Linked DNA regions of Mus musculus: region 2 is linked to region 1. A link is a contact called in ENCODE Hi-C or POLR2A ChIA-PET data. All regions are on one chromosome and are shown on one strand. The core of a region is the stretch at or near the end of the contact, and the rest is flanking DNA. Distances in the headings are between cores, read along the strand shown.

The links. A loop is a pair of places that touch in the nucleus more often than their neighbours do. ChIA-PET counts read pairs that join two places held with the same protein, here RNA polymerase II (POLR2A).
Region 2: a loop to region 1 is called in a map of gastrocnemius, with 2.0 times the contacts of the local background. The contact joins the enhancer-like site here to the promoter of Pbx1 in region 1. A Hi-C loop is called at or near these places in 2 of 37 maps with a recorded cell type or tissue (adrenal gland and gastrocnemius). POLR2A ChIA-PET finds 5 or more read pairs at or near these places in 1 of 5 experiments (Patski).

What each region holds. Positions count from the first base shown.
Region 1 is chr1:168,430,068-168,435,514 of GRCm38, forward strand. It overlaps Pbx1 (pre B cell leukemia homeobox 1), which reads right to left and starts at 2,102. Exons shown (of 9, transcript NM_183355.3): 1 at 1,247-2,102. The coding sequence starts at 1,437.
Region 2 is chr1:168,474,881-168,480,327 of GRCm38, forward strand. It overlaps Gm39696 (a long non-coding RNA gene), which reads right to left. Exons shown (of 3, transcript XR_865718.1): 2 at 2,833-2,974; 3 at 754-951. Among named protein-coding and RNA genes, the nearest start is that of Mir6348, 13 kb to the right of the region's middle. Within about 2 kb of position 2,310, at least 2 of the 3 ENCODE cell types and tissues checked have a DNase peak (open chromatin) inside an H3K27ac peak, as active enhancers do; they include gastrocnemius, where a contact is called at or near this core.

The DNA.
Region 1 (5,447 bases), core at 852-3,351:
AAGGTTTAGTCACTCTGTAATATGTTTAAAAGAATTCCAAAGCAAAATAAAAAAGTACTCAGAGATTTAACAGAGCTGAGCAATTGTGTGGACATATGTGGCCATTAGATTTTTTTTTTTTAAATCCTTCCTAACTGAGTTGGGCCTTGGGCAAGCTGTTAGTGGCTTTGCCACTTAACCTGTGTTTTCATTTTGAAAGAGGACTTGCTGTAAAAAATCCTAAAGTGGAGAACTATGTATACCTGGTGGTGGTTCAGTTAAGGAAGTCCCAGTTTCATAATTATGTTTCTTCATACCCTGCCCTACTGAAATACAAATGAAGCCACCAGTTTCCATTTCAATTTAGGAGTACTCTTAGTGATCCTGGAAGAGGCATGGGGTAGAAAATATGGTTGGTATTTGTTCCCACCCCTTTATAAAGGACCACACATAGGCGCCTCTGTCCTGTGAGAACAGCAAGTCAAATAAGAGACAATAAAGTTAAACTAAAAATCGGAGTCTCTTAAAACTAACAAACAGCCCTCAAAAGCAAAATTGTCTTTCCTTTCTTCCCATTTCCTTTTTCTAAAAACAGAATGGAGTGATGGCAAGGTATTTTCTTAGTATCTGACATCTACTAACACAGAGCTACCTTGCTTTTTGTGTTTGTTTGTTTGTTTATTTTGAGTGGGGAGTGAGGAAAAAAAGACCAAATAATTATTATTATTATTATTATTATTATTACGGAAGGGTAAGTGAAGAAGAAAAAAAAATCAAACTTGCTGAATTAGCTTAGGAGTCAGCGGGATCTGCAAATAAAGTGTTCTTGGGACATTTTTTTTTATTTTGTCATGTTCCGAAGTCCCTCAACTACCGAAGGCATGGAATGCGGCTCGGAACTTGACAATTCTGCCTCCTTCATACACTTTTTTAAAGCTGTAAAAAAGTGCCGAGGGCCGCTTTCGGATTAGTTGGCAGTATTTTCGGCGTGGCTGCGTGTTTTTGTGCATTCATACAAATACCTCTAACAGACACACTCGCACAACATCTATCTACACACAGCCATATCTCAGCACGGGCGATCACACTTTCGATAACAACGCTTCTTTAAATTTTACTCCTCCGCCATAGAGTTGTTTGTCAAAATGAGAAAAGAAACAACATTTTAGAAGAAAGCGCTGTGGTGATTCGGTTCCCATTGTTTCCCCCTGCGAGAGGGAGGGAAAAAAAAAAAAACAAGAAAGGCAAAGAAAAGCCTCCATCTCACCTGGCCTGCGCTTCATCCAAACTCTGGTCTGTGATGGTCATAATTTGCTGTAAAATGTCCCCGATGTCCTGCTTCCTCCCGCCCTCCCCCTCGGTCCCTCCGGCCCCATCCTGCAAGTGCTGGGACAGGCCGGGGTGTCCGGCCATCCCGACCCCAGCGTGGGAATGCATCAGCCTCGGCTGCTCGTCCATCTCTGAAGGCTCCGGCAGCCCCGGCTCTTCCTCTTCGGCTCCTCGGATCGGCGCCTGGGAAGCACCGAGGCTTTTTATCCTTCAAGCTGTCTTCAAATCCTTTTCAGGATAAACAGGGACCAGGGTTTTAAAAAAAGAAGAAGAAGACCAAAAGGGGAAAAAAAAAATCTCTTTGCCTCTTTAGAGGATGGTGGGAGGATGGGGAGGGGGAGGGGGGCGTGAAGGGGTTGCGGGGTGAGGGTGGGGATAAGGGCTGGTGGGGAAGGGTGTTGACTCCAAAAAAGCAAGAAAAATAAACCACCTTCCCACTTGGCGAAAAGAAATCAGAGCCGCCTTTGGGTTTTTCAGTCCGATCTCCTTTGCAAGGCAGAAATGGGCTCCCGGCGCTTAAATCTGTGGCTTAATCCTTTTGCAAATATGCATTGATCGGGAGAAAGGAGAGGAAGGCAGGGGGATTGCAATGCAAACTTTCCCCCCCACCCCCCGCTGCCCCCCACCCCCACTCCGGGCCAGAGTGATCTCAAAGGGGGTGGGCTGTAGCAGAAGCCAGATCACCCCCAGCCGTGGCGGCAGGCAAAGCCCAAGCTCTTTCCTCCTCCGTGTCTCTGCAAACTCCAGCAGCCCCGTCAGCCTCCTGCTTTTGTTTAGCCCAGGCTCAGGACTCCAGAAACATATACAGAAAAACCACAGCCTGAGAGGAGGAGGAGGAGGAGGAGGAGAAGGAGGAGGAGGAGGTGGAGGAGGAGAAGGAGGAGGAGGAGGAGAAGGAGGAGGAGGAGGAGAAGGAGGAGAGGGGAGGGGGCCGAGGGAAGGGGGGAGGGAGCGGAGAGGCCAGGAGGCGGGGGTCAGAGGAGGGAGGAGGGCTCTTGAGCCCCGCCCCCTTCTATGATTGGCTAGTCCTGAAAGTGGGCTCCTCCTCCCCCTACTTTCCACCCAGCGTCTCCTCCTCGGCCTCCTTCAGCTCCTCCTAGCCCGGGAGTCTTGTCAATCAGAGTTCAGAGGTGGGCCGGGAAGGAGGCGGAGCTATGACCCAGTCTCCAGTTCTTAAAGGCGCAGAGAGACCTTAGCTTCAGCTCTTGTCTGCTTCTCTTAGGCTCCGTCCTTGAGGGAAACGTGGCTCCACTTAAACGCAAGACTGTAAAATTAACACGAAAGCACACAGACGGTGTGGATCCCTCCGCCCCACCCCTCGTTCGTCTACGCGGTGACGCTGCGGTAGTAAACTTGATTCTCTGAAATCCTTAGACCTCAGGGAAACTGTTGAAAGCAAAACTTTGTTATATGACGTAGTTAGTAAATAAAATCGGGCTGCTAAGATAATGAATAATAGATCAAAGTCTAGGTAGTGGATAATTTGCAAATCCTCAACTCTATGCCAGCAAAGAGAATATAAATTGTCATTTTTGTGGCATAAACAGTAGCTGAAGTGTGGACTTTGAGGAATAAAACTCGAGAAAAATACTAATAAATAAGTTTACCAAAAAAACCGAATTCAACATTTCTCTTCCCCCTGAGGGAAGTTGGTTATTTGGCTTAAACACTTAATAAGGGATTGCATTATCACAGTCTGGTTCTAGTTTTTAATATAGTCTAATAAGCATTAATAACAGGGAGAAGAAGGAAACTGACATTTATTGAATGCCTACTATGCACAAAGTAATTTACTTGAGTTATTGTATTTAATCCCCAAGACATCTCTGTGAATTATGGATTATTATTCTCATTTCACAGAGAGGAAACTCAAAAAGGTTAAAGAATTTGTTCAAAGTCCATAGTTATAAAGTATCAAAGCTAGAATTCATACCCAAGTTTGGGTGGATTCTTAGCAGGCCTCACACTTAACAGCTCCATGTGAATGTGGTAAAAGTTACTTGCATGTCTGTTGCTTGTCTAGCTTGCAAACAGACTTAAGACTTAGAAGAACAGATCTTAAAACAAGAAGGCTGGGATTAGAAGTAAAAGGAAGTAAATGAATTAAGAGAAGCCAATAAGGAGTTAGAGCCGGGGTAAATCCACACATTTACCTTTATTTTCCTTTATTCCAACCAACAGTAGAACCTGATTGGGCACTTGGTCTGAATACCCATAAGATAAAATAACACTCTCGTCATTTAGAAAAATTCTGGACTTCTTGGGACTATTCTTCTGTGTAGCCATCAACCCTTTTCTGGCGTAGATATAGTGCCAAAGGAGCCACTGCCAGCCTCAGTGGCACCAATCAGCAGAATGGGAAGCAGCCACCTAGCCAAGCACTTGGAGATCCTCAAATAGAATTTTATCTTTTTCATCAATCATTATGCAAACATTTGGCAAGATAAGGGGCCCTGAGGGAAGCACTTCAAAGCAGCTCTTAGCATGCTCATTGGCACCACTGGTAAAAGGGCATGCAATAATGCGTATTAACTGTACTGACAAATCCATATTACTTAATAAAAATGGCTTTATTCACACACATATCTCAACTTGTAAACTCTTGGTTTAATCAACACTTATCAGAAGTTGAGTAAAACTATGTACTTAAGTCACATGTCAATCTCGGCCCATGTGGGCCAAGACATAAATCCCTTGTCTCTTACAACATGAGGTAGGAGCAGAGCCTATAAAGAAATCAGTTTTGAAGCAATTGGTTCTGAGTCGTGAATCTCATAAAGTGTTGCCAGGTCAAGTATTAAGAGAGGTATCAGTAATACCATAAGATCATTATCATTGAGGCTCAATTTTGCTATGGGAATTAAGGATGTGTACAATATTAATAGAACAAATAACTAATATTTATTGCTTACCATGGTATTTTTCCTGTTCAAGGTACTTAGGTCACTACAACTCATTGGTCTCAATTCTTATGCTTTAAACTGTGACTCTATACTGTTGCCCAAATAAATTACAATATAAATAATCGGTACACTAGAAAAAGCACACACTGCAGAAGAGATGAAAGAAAGTGAAGATCCACTTAGAGTAAGCGCAAGTGGGCTTTGAGGCAGTTTGAAGGACAGATTGGTTCTGGAAGGCGGGCGGGGTTCACAGAGGCTTCAGGGTGTGGACACAGTGGAACTAACTTTAAGGAGGTGTGACTGCCCAGGCAGCGTTGTGCTTTCTCCCATGGAAAACTGAGGTCACATGAGTGACTGCTTCAAGCATGGGAGCAGGAGGCATGGCTAGTTATACAGTTGTCCAAAACTAGCAGGTCAATGACTCAGGCTGCACAAATCGTCTGAGAAGGGGAGACCAGGTTAAATCCCATCAGCCAAAAGGCAATAGAAACCGGAAGGCAAGGACAAGGTTGAGATGGTATCAGGATGGTACCACTGTGAGAGCCGACTTGGTGTGAGGGAGAAAGATAAAGGAAATGGCTTCCAGTGTGGAATAGTGCAGCATTGATACAGTCATAATTATAGCTGTGGATACAATGTATCCGGGGCTGATACATTAGCACTTCATTTGACTCGTTTAACACCCAATTTAAACACCTTCCTAGTCTATGGTAAAGAAGCAAACTTCCTTAAATTCCTAGACAAGTACAGACTAGCATCACTCAGTGACTGGCTAGGATTTAGTCCATCCTTCTGTGGATGTTTTGTTGTATGGACATGGATTGTACTGAACGTACGAAACTGTTCTGTCACTAGATTGTACGATTTTGTGTGAACATCTCTATATCCTGCCTTCTGACCTTATTTTTTAATGCAAATAAAGGAAGTCAAAGGGAGAAAACACCTTAGGTGAAATAAAATGTCTAGGCTTACATTAGGGAAGTTATAAAAGTAGGTTCTGAGGAAAAAAAAATCCTACGTGCAATTTCTCAACTTTATGAAGCATAACAGAAGATGGATACTAGTTTTTATTCCTTTCTTATCTGGACAATATTTTCCTTATAATCTCGCTGTTCTATAAATGTGTGCTGGAAGAATTCATAACTCTGGTGACCATGCTGAACATCAGAGGAGCTGAGGCCTGCTGAGTCCTGCTTTCCGGATGTGAGTCACTATCAAAATTTTACCAAGTAACAA
Region 2 (5,447 bases), core at 1,060-3,559, 45 kb after region 1:
TCTTTAAATGATGCCAGACTGTGTGGGGACTGGGATGACATTAGAATAGAGGACTGCTTCCATAAGCATGCCCGCGTTCTAACTGCCAGAACCTTTGACTATGTCACCTTCCAAATGACTTTTAGGACTTGGCTAAATTGAAAGTCCTTGATGGGGAGACAAGTTCTGGATTATTCTGCTTACTCCCGCCTAACCATATGAATCTTAAAAAATGTAAATTAAGGTAAAAGAGTGGTTTGGAGTGATATGACATACTGGCTTTGAAGATGGAGAAAGCTGCTATAAGCCAAGAAGTTTAAGTAGTCTCCTAAGGCTGGGGTACCAGACCCAAGTGGTGAGGAACTGAATTCTTCTAAGAATCTGGAAGAGTAGCGAGCAAAAGCTGTTGATGCTATATTTTCATCTGGTGTGCCTCATCCTACACTTCTGGATCCAAACACCATAGATATGCCTGTCTTGACACCATTGTCTGTGATAACTGTTAAGGGTGGCAATAGAGGATTAACACAGCATCTCCAACCAGCACTCGCCATCACATGTCCAGGTTCTTTGCACTTAGGCCTCGCCCAGGAATCAGGATGGACGCAGAATGCAAAGGAAACCTTCCTTCCTTGCTTGGGAAAGAGCCAACCCGCCCGCCCGCCCGCCCGCCCGTGGGTCCTTTGCCTTGCCAGCTGCTCCAGAGCTCTTCCGGTTCCCATGCGGCTTAATGGAGAATGCAAGACGCAGAACCCAATTTTTTAATTTGTATTATTTAGTTTGGATCAGCAAATGTCTCCCGAGCTGTGTCCTGTGCAAAGTGAAATCACCTATACGCTGTGTCTTTAAAAGCCGGGGAAGTGCGCTGAGCAGCAGCTGCAGTCAATACCAATTTCCACATCTGGATCGATACCATCGGAGGGCTCAGGAGCTGCGAAGATTGTTTCACACACATTCTCCAGAGAGGGAGGGCTGGGGGAGAGGAAGGGAATTGGTTTTAATGATTTCATGGCTCTGAGTATTCCCTCTCTCCCTCTTTTCTTTAAAAGAAATAAATACATAAAATTAGAAACCAAATTTACGGACCTGTCAGTCTGCATCAAATCCAGTGTCTTTCCCTGACCTGTCACCGAAAGTGGCATCCAATCTAGCAAATGGCTTGATGCCGTGTGGGGGGCTCCGCAGCACTGTCTGTAATAACGCAGCAGTAAACATGCTTGCAGCGGGCCTCCCCTCAAGGACTTTACAGGCACTTCCTCAATCTGCAAAGACCAAACCAAGGTCCAGCAAAGGGTTCCCATCCACCCACAGAGAACAGCTGACTGGAGCGACTTCCGTGCAATGCCTACATGTATGTGTCTGACCGGCGAGGGTCTGAAATTCATAGGTCCTTTCTGTGTACCCCGGATTGGCCCCTCTGAATGCTGGAGTCTCCTGTAGCACTGGGCCGGGGAACTGTTTTTTTCACCAGGCCTGGTTGCCAAGATAATGCAACTGAGATGGAATAGCCGAGCAAGGGCGAGGATCATATGTCATTAGCCTTCCTGGAAGCTTTCCCAGTAGGTCAGGGGCTCCGGCTTTTTTTTTTTTTTTTCCCTGTGAGTGGGCACCGCTTTGGGTCCTCAGTGTCATGTGAGGCCTCACGACAACATGCTCTCCAGCCACAGAGCCCATTAGCTCACCTCCAAAGAAGGCTGACCCTCACTCTGCATACACAAACTCACCCTCAGAACGAGCCAACAAAAGAATAAATATGTCCCCTCTTGGCCCTGGTACATCGGGGCAGCTTAATCCTCGCCATGGTAAATGGCACAATTGTAACTGTGACCAGCTCGATCTTTTAAGGCAGATCAAATGACTTTCAGGGATGGCTCTGCACAACCCCCACCTGCAGGGCCCAGAGGTTTCATGAAAGGCTGATTTTCCATACAGCAGTTACAAAAATTTTCTTCCTGGACAGCGACTGTTATACCATTCTTTCCTTTATGGTTTTTACAAAGCATAGCCTTCTGGAAGTCACCACAGACTCCATTTATAGCTCTGTTTCATCTCCCCAATTTCTCTGTAGTTGGGGCCTGGAGAGAGTCTCATGGGTTGGGAAGGCAGTTGCTGAAGTGGCTGAGGAAACCGGGAAGGGGAGACTGAATAGGTTATCTAGCCCCTTGAGTACCAAGAGCGGGACAGGACCAGAGCAGCAATCTTAGCCTCCTTTTCAGGCTGATGTAGCACATTTCCATAAATAGAATCAGAATCACACAGTCCTTAGCCCCTTGCTGCTTGATTAAAAATAGGCTGCTGTCTACGTGGACTTGAGCCATGCATGCCTGGGCTCTGTGTCCTTCTGTAGGGCTCCCAGGCCTTTGCTTTGCTGGCTACTCTCATGAAGGACAGGTTTCAGGCACCTGCTTGGCAGGGAGAGGCCTGAAAGACAACATGTCTCTGAAGATATTATGGCTTCTCTTTAAGAGTCAGGAAATCCCCCAATAAATTAATCTTCTTGAAATGAGATTTCAAAAGATCACAAAATGCCAGCCTTCAGTCGAAAAACAGGGTTTTTGTCGTGGTTGTGTTTTCAGACTGTCCATGCTGTGTTTAATTCTTCCTGATGTGTGTTTCCTGCTCATCCAATACATCCCAAATCAACTAACTGCAATGAGTTTGATTATGAAAGTGTAAAGCCAGATAGAAAAATCTCCTCAAATCTTCCAATAAGTACCCAACAAAGTAAGATTTTTCTGTTTAACATCCAAATGAATGGTTTTATAAATGTTGTTATTGTTATCAGGGCTAGAGAGAGAGAGAGAGAGAGAGAGAGAGAGAGAGAGAGAGAGAGAGAGAGAGTTGGTAAAGTACCTGTTGTGTAATCTTGAAGACCTGAGCAGCCATATAAAAAATCAGCATGGTGGCATGTAATGTCGGTGTGGGGGAGGCAGAGGCAGATAGTACTCCAAAGTCAGCCAACCTAGCTGGTGAGCTCCAGGTCCTTTGGGAGATCCTGTGTGAAAACAACAATAACAATGAACAATATAAAACAAGCTAAACAAACAAACAAACAAACAAACAAGGAGCCAGGCCGTGGTAGCACACATCTTCAAGTCCAGCATGAGGGAAGCAGTGGTAGGCAAATCTCTGTAAATGCAAGGCCAATCTAGTCTACACAGAGAGAGTTCCAGGACAGCCATGGCTACATGAAAAACTTTGTCTTAAATAATAATAACAACAAAAACAACAACAACAACAAAAATGGAAGATTAAGAAAGATCTGATACAGACCTCTGGAAGAATTCTACATGCTTGCACAAACATCCACATGCAACTGTATATAAACATATGCAAACCACATACCCGCCTTATATATCCTCCCACTATATATACACATATGCAAACACCATACCCAGAGAAAAATAGTTGGAATAGTTGGGTAAATAAATTTTTGTTTGTTTTTGTTTTGTGGTTGCTTTTTGAGATAGGATTTCTCTGTATATCCTTGGCTGTCCTGGAACTTGCTCTGTAGCTGAGGCTGGCCTCGAACTCCCACAGATCCTCCTGTCTCTGCTTCCTGAGTGTTGGGATTAATCGCTTGCACCACCATTGCCTGACTATATACATATTTTTAATGGCTGTTTTTTTTTTTTGACTCCACGCAGCTCTAAGGGGAAGTGCTTACTGTAGAATGTTCCCCAGAATTCAGCAAGAGAGAGTCAAGTTTGTCCTCAGAGAAGAGCAGCTGAGTACGTCTTTGCCCATGGCTCACCGAACATGTTTTAGTTCCAAGGCTCTATGTTTCCTGGTCAACTGCTCTCTTCCTGGCTGAAGAAGTGAGCGCCATTCTATATTATGCTGTGGAAGCCCTCAAAGACCATGCTTTCTAGGAAAGGGGGACAGGAAGTTGAAAATGTGCCTATTTGTTACTTCTCCAGCACAGTCACCAATACCTGACAGAAAGCTCAAGGAAATAGACATTTATTTTCATTCTGTTTCAGAGGATTTGGACCACAGTTGCTTGGTTCTATGTGCTTGTGCTAAATGTCCTGGAGGCAGGGGTGTGCAGTGGAGGACCGCTGGTCACTCATGGCTGACTGTGAAGTAGAGACCAGGCAGGAAACAGCCAGGCATAATCTACATCTCCAAGGGCCTGCCCCTTGTGAGATCAACTTCCTCAATCTAAGCCAAACTCCTGACACTTCAACAACCTCCCCAAATTGTGCCACCTACTGGGGACCAATCATTCAAAACACTAGACAGAAAGAACAGTTCGTTTTCACTCCATAGCCATGTCCAAAAAGAGATTATCCCCAATGTTTGTTTAAAGATTATTATAAGATGGTCCCCAAATTTCATGGTATTAGTAAGAAGTTTTTTTATGGGCGTGTGGCATGTGTCACCATCATATATCCCCAGGAAACACACAGAGTGCATTATTTTCTGTCTGTTCCACAACGAACTGACTATTTTAAATACAACTAATAGCAATCGCTGTATAGGTTCAAGCAGCCATTAAAATATAGCAAAACACCAAACTGGCTACTAGAAATCCCAAAAGACACAATCTGTGTGTGACACCTGGGTTTACAAGGTCCTATTCCTTCCGGTCTGATAACTATCCCCTCTTACTGTCCTGAAATTTCTGGAGAGAGAGGTAACTGGCCCTTAACATGTCATAAGAAAGGCTCAGTTGTCTAAGTTTTGTTGGATAGCTGAGCAGATGAGGCGTCCACTCAGATTGACGGGCAATCTGATCCTGTCCTCAGGAAAGGAAACAGAACTGACATAGATATAGATCACAGCCTTCTTGCTTTTTCCTGTGTGTGCTTTTTTGACCGGCTTTCTTTAGGGACTCACTGTGGTGCACAGGTTGGGATCATATAGTAGCATATTTGTTTTGCGTTTTGTTTCCACTCATTCTGTGAAATTTATTGAGCGCCTACTAAATGCACCGTGCCATGTGCATAGGCGTTTATTTAATTACATCTTGCTTCATTTGGCAGATTGATTCCATAACCACAGATTAGTTGGCTGGGATTCTGATTCTAATTTTTCCCACAATGTGCTGTGTGGCTGCAAGTTAGGCACCCTACCTCTGTAAGATACCTCGATTTCTTTCTCTGCTGTGTGGAAATAATGGTACGTGGCAGGTGCTTAGAGATGTGTGGAGATGATTCACGTTCAAGAAAGGTGAAGCTTGTGGAGTTCAATGATTTCATCCTCAAAACGCCACTCTGAGATCAGCGCAGGGCAAGGTTTGTTTTAATTTATATTGCAATAGTTATGGGCTCTTCTAGATTTTCTTGTGATTTCTTTCCTACAGTCTTCTAATTTAACAACTGTTTGCTTGATTCCCAGGATTCTGTGTCAAAGTGATTAACTTGGATTGATTGACCAAACTTGAGTTCTTCTCTGAGAGGTTTTCAGTGGCAGTAAATAAATAGATAAAAATTTATACGTATCCAAAAGGTTAAGAGTGATTT